Regions from separate parts of the Homo sapiens genome. Here region 2 is linked to region 1. A link is a contact called in ENCODE Hi-C or POLR2A ChIA-PET data. All regions are on one chromosome and are shown on one strand. Each heading gives the region's core, a stretch centred on a gene start or an enhancer-like site at or near the end of the contact. The rest is flanking DNA. Distances are from core to core; before and after follow the strand shown. Region 1 has its middle 98 kb from the start of CHST15. Region 2 has its middle 89 kb from the start of CHST15.

What was found. A loop is a pair of places that touch in the nucleus more often than their neighbours do. ChIA-PET counts read pairs that join two places held with the same protein, here RNA polymerase II (POLR2A). Pooled maps may share reads with other maps.
Region 2: a loop to region 1 is called in a map of ovary, with 2.6 times the contacts of the local background. The contact joins two enhancer-like sites. A Hi-C loop is called at or near these places in 1 of 168 maps with a recorded cell type or tissue (ovary), 1 of 37 single-sample maps with no recorded cell type and 4 of 50 pooled maps. POLR2A ChIA-PET finds 5 or more read pairs at or near these places in 1 of 52 experiments (H1).

Annotation. Positions count from the first base shown.
Region 1 is chr10:123,993,615-123,997,369 of GRCh38, forward strand. No RefSeq gene overlaps it. Among named protein-coding and RNA genes, the nearest start is that of CHST15, 98 kb to the right of the region's middle. RefSeq lists enhancers at 991-1,553, 1,554-2,116. Within about 2 kb of position 1,942, at least 18 of the 41 ENCODE cell types and tissues checked have a DNase peak (open chromatin) inside an H3K27ac peak, as active enhancers do.
Region 2 is chr10:124,180,618-124,184,372 of GRCh38, forward strand. No RefSeq gene overlaps it. Among named protein-coding and RNA genes, the nearest start is that of CHST15, 89 kb to the left of the region's middle. Within about 2 kb of position 1,838, at least 2 of the 41 ENCODE cell types and tissues checked have a DNase peak (open chromatin) inside an H3K27ac peak, as active enhancers do.

The DNA.
Region 1 (3,755 bases), core at 692-3,191:
TCTCGGCTTTTCATTGAGGCTGCGGACACTCCTAAGCCTGCACAGTAGCGGCTTATTATCCAGACCCTCTGTCCCTTGGAACCCCAACCCCAGCCCTAGCCCAGCCCAGTAAATCTCCTTCACTGCCGGAGGGGCGAGAGCAAATGGAGAGGAGGAGAGAGAAAGCAAGTAAAGGAGACGAGAGGGCAGAAAGGACTCAAAGGCAAAGTGGACAGGGGAGGGGAAGGTCAGGGCCAAGCAGGATGAGCACCTGGGTCCAAGATGGAAATCCCAGACCTCAGCGTGTTGAACTAAGGCTGGGAAGGTGCTCAGATAACACAGGGAGGCCCTGGGAATAGGGCCAGGGGTGTCGGAGCCCAGCGGCCCCTGGACCTGTTCCATCCTGTTCCATCTAGGAATAGAATGGTTCAGGGAACAGGGATAAGCAGAGCCTGCCTGCATAGGACTACGAGGACACAGACGCAAGGCTTAAGGAGAGAAGAGAGGCAGAGAGGAGACGGGAGAGGCCAGGGAAGACAGAATGCTGGGGAGAAGTGGAGAAGGCAGAGGCAGGCAATGGTGAAAAAGGATAGGACCCTGGTGTGTTTGCAGACAGGCCCCTGATCCTGCTCCAGGAACTCCCCATCACTATCACGCCCACTTCCAAGGCCTCCCTGGGGATAGTGGTGGCTCCTTCCGAGGCCCTCCTCAACCGTCCACAGTCCTAGGAGGGGGCTTGAGAACAAAGTACAGCTGGCTCAGGACAAGGTTTTGTAAGGGTTCAGAAGAGAGGGTTGGGAAGGGGCAACTGTCCCAGGGTGGAAGGACTAGGAGGGCAGAAGGGTGGGGAGGAGGTGTCTGCGCACCTACCACTTCCAGCGGAGCTGCTGGGCGGCGCTCCTGAGAAGGCCGTGGGAAAAGCCCACAGACGGAGGAGCAGCTGGGCGCACCTCTGGGGGCCGCCACATTCACTCCTTTCCCGCAACTGGGCTTCTTCAGAACTACGCTCTTGATTGGCTGAGCTGAGACCCAGTCTTTCACCCTCCAACGCCCTCATCCCGGGGTCCCCCTTGGTGTCAGGAGTTCCCTAGCCAGGTGAGAGGTGAGCCGCGAAGCCAGGGGAGTGTCCAGCCGGCAGCCTGTCTCCGGAAGGCCGGGAGGGAAAGGCTTCCTGGCTGCAGTGTCCACATCGGCCACCAGGGGGCAGCGCAGGGCTGCCTTTTAGCGCCTCCTGGTCTCCAGTGAGCTGGTCCGCAGAACCCCAGGGGCGTGGGGACGGGGCTGCCACTCCCGGACCCGCCCCCTTCCACACCCTTCCCGCAGCTCCTCTGCAAAACGCCTCAGGAATTCAATCAGCTTGGGGAAAGTGGCGAGTTTTCAAAAGGCAATAAAGAGGCAGATCTATAAGGGCCCCTTGAAATCCTCCGTATTCTCACCCCGTTCAGAGGCTGGGGAAACTGAGGCTCAGAGAGGTTAAATTGCTTGCTTAAGATCGTCCAGCTCTTTCTCTGGCCCCCCAGTTCGGTTCTCTCTCCAGACATCCACTGCCTCCGCATCAGGAACATCGCTCCACTGCTGCATATCTGGGGATAGGGATGGAGGAATCCGGGCAGCCATCATGGAGGAAGCAGCAGCACTTGAACTTGGCCTTGGGGTGGGGTAAGAGGCGGACTCAGTTGAACAATGTGGGGGTGGGCACTCCTGGTGGAGTCACCTCGTGGGCAAAGGCAGGAGGCAGAGGCCTGGGGTCCCGGGAGGCAAGTGGTTTCTTAGGAGAAGTAGGAAGATAGCGGGGATAGGAAGTGTACCCATATCCCGAGGTCCTTGCAGGCTGCCCAGGTCTCTGCCTTTAGAATTGCGGGGTGGCTCGGCCCAGGAATTTTCCTGAATTCCATTATGCTGAAAGCGCAGAGTATGGCAGGAGACCTCCTGATTATCTCATGTGGAGGTGGGAGTAAGCAAATAGTCTCCCCCGCCACTGGGGCACGAGCCAGCTGCCCCTCCGCGGCCGGGAGCCCAACCCTGGGGAAGAGAGCAGCCACGCCCCATTCCTCCACCGTGACTCGAACCTTCAGCTGCTGGAGCCCCTGGCCACCGGGGCCCCGTATTGACCTCAGAATTGGCCGCGTCTGGGGCGGCTCGAGGTTCCTGGGCTCTGAGCAAGCGTCAGCCTGTGAGGTGGAAGGGCCCAGGGCACAGCCGGTCCCATCTGCTCAACAGCGCCTGCGAAGAGCCCCATGGCCAGCAGCACACTCAGCTCGGCTCTGGCCTGCAGGGGGATGTGGGACAGGGAGGGGATGCAGTGAAGGCAGCGGTGGAGCCCAGGACGGAGTTTCTGTCCCTGGGAGTCTGGGCACACAGTGGGTCGCAGGGGAGGAGGAGGCCCTGCTGTCCTGGCATTGCTGTTGCTTCCACAACCTGAAGATGGCACCCAACCCTGACCTCAGCCCTCCCTACCTGCAGCAGCTCGGTCTGGCCTCCCAGCCCCAGACCATGTCTGAAGTCATTGAGTCCACACGGTTCCACCGCCTCCTTGGAAACCCTTTTCAGAGACTCAGAGTTGAGAAGCTGAAGCTGGGACTCGAGCTCTGGGGACCAGCAGACCTGAGATCAAGGACCAGCTCTTCTCCTTACTAGCTGAGGGGACTGAGCCCCAATTCTCCCACCTTTATAATGGCGGAACCAGAATAAAGATAAAACCTCCTCCTGGGGTTGCAGTGAGGATCTAATGAGACACGAGGAGACGCCCCAGCACAGGGCGTGGCACTCACCCTGTGTTCAATCATAGCTGGCCCTGTTATGACCGTTTTCATCCCCTTTACCATGGATGGCCTCTCATCTGGCCATTGCAGGTGACAGGTGTGTCCATGTCCCCTAGACATCCTGGGCGTGCTCAGCTCTCCTGGCTTTCAGCCGTTTGGCAAAACACCCTCCAGCTGATCTTGTATTTACCACAAGTCAATTGTGTTTGCCCCCGAGCCTTTTTCATGCCAGCTGTTCTTGATATTATGAAGGCACAGGTTAATTAAATATCATATAAGCTAGCAAGTTTTCAAACTAGTTGGGTTTGTTTGTTTGTTTTCAGAGGTGGGGTCTTGCTCTGTCCCCCAGGCTGGAGTGCAGTGGCATGATCACAGCTCACTGCTGCTTCAAATTTTGGTGCTTAAGTGATCCTCCCACCTCGGCCTCCCAAGTAGCTGGGACCACAGGTGTGTGCCACCACATTCTGCTAATTTTTATTTATTTATTTATTTATTTACTTACTTACTTACTTACCTACTTTGTAGAGACAGGGTCTCACCATCTTGCCCAGGCTGGTCTCAAACTCCTGGGGTCAAGGGATCCTCCTGCCTCGGCCTCCTAAAATGCTGGGATTAAAGGTGTGAGCCACCATGCCCAGCCTCAAACTGTTTAAAGATTCCTTTATACTCTTAAAAATCATTGAAGATCCCAAACAGCTTTTGTTTCAGTGGCTTGCATTGATTGATATTGACTATCTTCAAAATTAAAGATGAGAGACTTTCAAAGCACAGAGACACACAAGCACGCATTCCGTCGGCTGTCAGAGGCCAGGGCTGGGGGCTGGGGGCTCTGAAAATCTTTATTTGTACCTTCTGGAGAAAATGAGAGCATCAAGGGCAAACAACATCTCAGTTTGACCGTGAAAAGAATTTGGACTTTGGATTCCCTGAAAGGGTCGCAAGTGGTCCCTGGGCCACTCTCGGAGAGCCACTGAGGGAAGCTGATGAAATATTAATGCAGAAAGGGAGCTGCTC
Region 2 (3,755 bases), core at 588-3,087, 190 kb after region 1:
CTGGGACCCCATCACCATCTCTCCATCACATGGAGAGATTCTTTCCATGACCTACTGACTCAAGTTGAGTAAATCCCAGAATCTGACACTAGAAGAGTTTGGAGGGGTATAAAAAGTCCATACTATATAGTCCAACCTCCCCACCCACCCCAATTTACAGATGGGGAGGCTTTGCCCGAGCCTCCTCCAGGGCTTTCTCTTCTCACCCAGTTATTGCTGTGTTCTCACTTTCTGCCTTGGCCATAGTGTCAATGGCCACCAGAGCCTTAGTGCTCCATGCCAGGTACTATGCTAACGGCACTACATAATAACTCTGGAAGGTAGGTCACCTTACCTCTGGTGCACTCAAGAAATGTGAAGCTAAGTAACTGAGGCTCAGAGAGGCTACCCAACTTGCCCAAGATCACACAGCTACCCCTTGTTGCCACTGGGATTTGAGCTTCGCTTCAATACCCACATTGCTTTCAATATGTGATACTTAGTGTTTTCACATTGACTGTGACTCAGCACAGTGGGTTTCTAGAGAAGTGAGTCACTTGCTCTAGAATATTATCCCTGTATCTAACCCAAATCCCCTCCTGGGCCAAGGAAAACCCATTTCCTTTTGGGCCCTTGGCTGACTTTAGATCTGCTAAGTAATCAACATAGACCATGGGACGCTTCCATGCACGCACATGCACTCAGCCTTGGCCTCCAAAGCGTTGCCCTTCCATATCCTCCCCACTGTCCAGGCCTCCTCCACCCTCGCTCAGAACCTGTTACCAGCAAGCAGTCCTGACTCTGCACTTCTGCAGGTAGGGTTCCATTCCACATGCCCTGCAGATGAGACAGCACGCTGCCATGAGGACACGGTTTCCGCCTTGCTTTCCTTGGCGTCTGAGGACCCCCAACCCCTGCAAGCTAGCTGTCCCATCCGATTCCCTATCTTTCCCTGTGGTTCTGCAATTTGCTCGCTTCCTCTTGCCTGGGCCCAACTTCAGGGGCTCACTCTCCTAACCTGGGGACCTTTCCTAGCAGCCCTTGGGGAACAAGGTAGGACAGAGGTTTGAGCACATGGGCTTTGGAGTTAGTCACCTGCCAGCCGCTGCTCTGCCAGGTGTGATTTGCTTTTGGAATTTCGGTGAGTGACTCGACCTCCCCAAGCTCAAGTTCATGCTCCTAGCCACACAGGGCTGTTGTGATGGATAAATGAAATAGCACATGTGACAGGGCTTCGGCCCAGGGCAGGGACTCAACACGTCGAATTCTTGTTTCCTTTAATACGTGTCTCAGAGGAACGCAAAGAGGATTAAATGGAATCATAAAGTGCCTAGCACAGTTCCCAGCTCCAGCAGACACTCCATAAACAGAACTTCCTGCTTTCTCCCCACCACCTTCTCCTCTGTTCTAGTGTTTGTTTTAGAGCAATATGGTGGAGCTATTTACTAAGGAGCACCAGCCTGTCTTGGAAGCTGGGGTGGGAGCAGGTGACGGCGGTTTGGGCTGGGCAGGTCAGGGCCTCAACTCAGCTAGGATTCTGTGCGTCTGGGCTCGGGGTGGCTCTGAGGTCAGGCCCGAGGCATTGGAGCAGTGGCCGCCAGCCCATTTTCCATCTCTGCCTGTCCTCCGAGAAGCCTCCCAAATTTACCTCCACCCTGTGCTGCTCTTTAACCAAAGCCCGTTTAGTAGATTCGGTAATCATGTACTCTCACTAAAAATAAACCGGGCCACACAGTCCCTGAGAAAGGAGAGCTCAGATTAGAGGTCAAATTCCTCCCCTCCTCGTAGGGTCCAGAGTGCCCAGGGACAGCAGCAGGGCAGGGAGTCCCTGTCAATCTCGCTTGTTGGGGAGGGCGCTCCAGGAGGAGCAGTGGACAGGCTCCCCGCAGGCCACTGGCTTCCCACGGAGGTCCACAGCAAAGCGGTGGCGTTTTCTTCTCAGGGCTAGCTCTACCTCACGGCTGCTTTCCATCTCCCCAGCGTCAGCTGCCATGAAAGGCCTTTTTGCTTTGGCCCAGTCCCTGCAACATAAAATCCTTGATGGATATTGCAATGGTCACCTCACTTGGGATCCCATTGTTTTTCAGTTTTCCAAAGGGCCATCTCTAGCACGTCACGGTGCAGAGGACAGGAGCCATATAGGAGCCTCTGAGCAGCGTATGTTCAGCACTGATATTTGTCATCGTCCAGTTCTGGTCTCTCACAGCTAGGTCTACTTCTTCTAGAAGGCGGTTGAACAAAGAAGTTGAGCACATGAGTTTGGGAATGAAATGAAACTGAATGTGAGTCCGGCTCTGACATTTAGACACGGTACCATGGGCACCTGCCCCTCTGGCCTCAATTCTGTCATCTGTCAAATGAGAATTCTAGAGTAAAGACATAGTGAACCTACCTCAAGGGGTAACTTACGTGTCAGATAAGCGAATGCATGCAAATGTTCATCATGGCTCTGGCACTGGATGAAGATGGCAGTGTGCATGCATTATCACTGTGAAGACTCTTACTATTATAAAGTGGTTTTGAGCAGGGCTTGAGGGAGAGCATTCCTTCTCTTTTTGGATCGTGATTAGGAAGTTACTCTTTAGGCAAAGGGGGATCAGCCCCCGACCCCACTCATGTCTTCCCACCTCGCATCCCTGTTGCATGGGGTTTCAGAAGGGAAATAAGAGGGCATTTCCAGTAACACGTGCAGGTGGCAGACAGCGCGCAGGGAGCACTGGAGCACAGCACAGATGCCTGTGACGGTCACGTCATTCCTAATGGGGCTCCTACAAGAGAATGGCCTCCTGCACCTGAAGGCAGGGTCCCAGGACAGGACAGGACAGGACAGGGGGACACGCAGGGAGAAGTTTCTGAAAACAACACAGCCAGAGGAGGGGTAGGGGCCTGAAGGAAGGAGGACCTGGCAGAGCAGTGAGGGCCTGAGGGACACAGAGCAGGATGGGCATGTCCCACGTGAGGGAGGACATGGAGTATCTTAGTTGGAGCCCAGGTGCTGGAGACACACCGCCCTCATCAACTCTCAGCTCCACCACCTACCGGCAGGACAGTTGGGGTACCAGTGTGAGCGTCCACTCTTTTTCTATGACAGGGTGTGATAATAGAGCATTTGTCAAGGGACTGTGGTCAGGATTCAGCATGCACAGCCATGGAAAGCCCCACAGCACCAGGCATGGTGGTGAATGGAGCCACGGGTACATCCAGGTATGAAAAGCCACCAGCCACAGCCTCTTCCGCCTTTGATGGCAACCTCCTCCTGCACCCCCAGGCTGCCTCCCGTGGTCTCGCCTGCTCTTCCTCTGTACCTCACTCCCTTCCTCCCATCCTCGCCTGGGAGGTTGAGGCTGCAGTGAGCTGTGATTGTGCCACTTCACTCCAGGCTGGGTGACAGAGTGAGAACTTGCCTCAAAAAACAAAATAAAAACAAAAAAATTACCCAGCCTCAGGTATTTCTTTATAGTGATGCGAAAACAGACTAACATAATTAGTAAATGTATTCTTCAAATAAAGACAAAGAGAAAGAATAAGCAGAGGCAATAGCAGAGAAAAAGACCCAGAAGTGAGGGGGCCTGATATACCCAAAGAATAGAGAGAATTTCCATCTGAGTGGCTCTAAGAATAGAGCTATGAGAGCTAAGTCAAGAAGTGTGGCTGGGTCAACTCATCCTGGGTCAAGTAAACCTGGGAAGCCACTGGGCATTTGCTATGAGCCCTGAGAGCCTATGAGGGTTGCTGGTGGATGGGTGTCAGATCCAGTGGTGTTCAGAAAGGACACT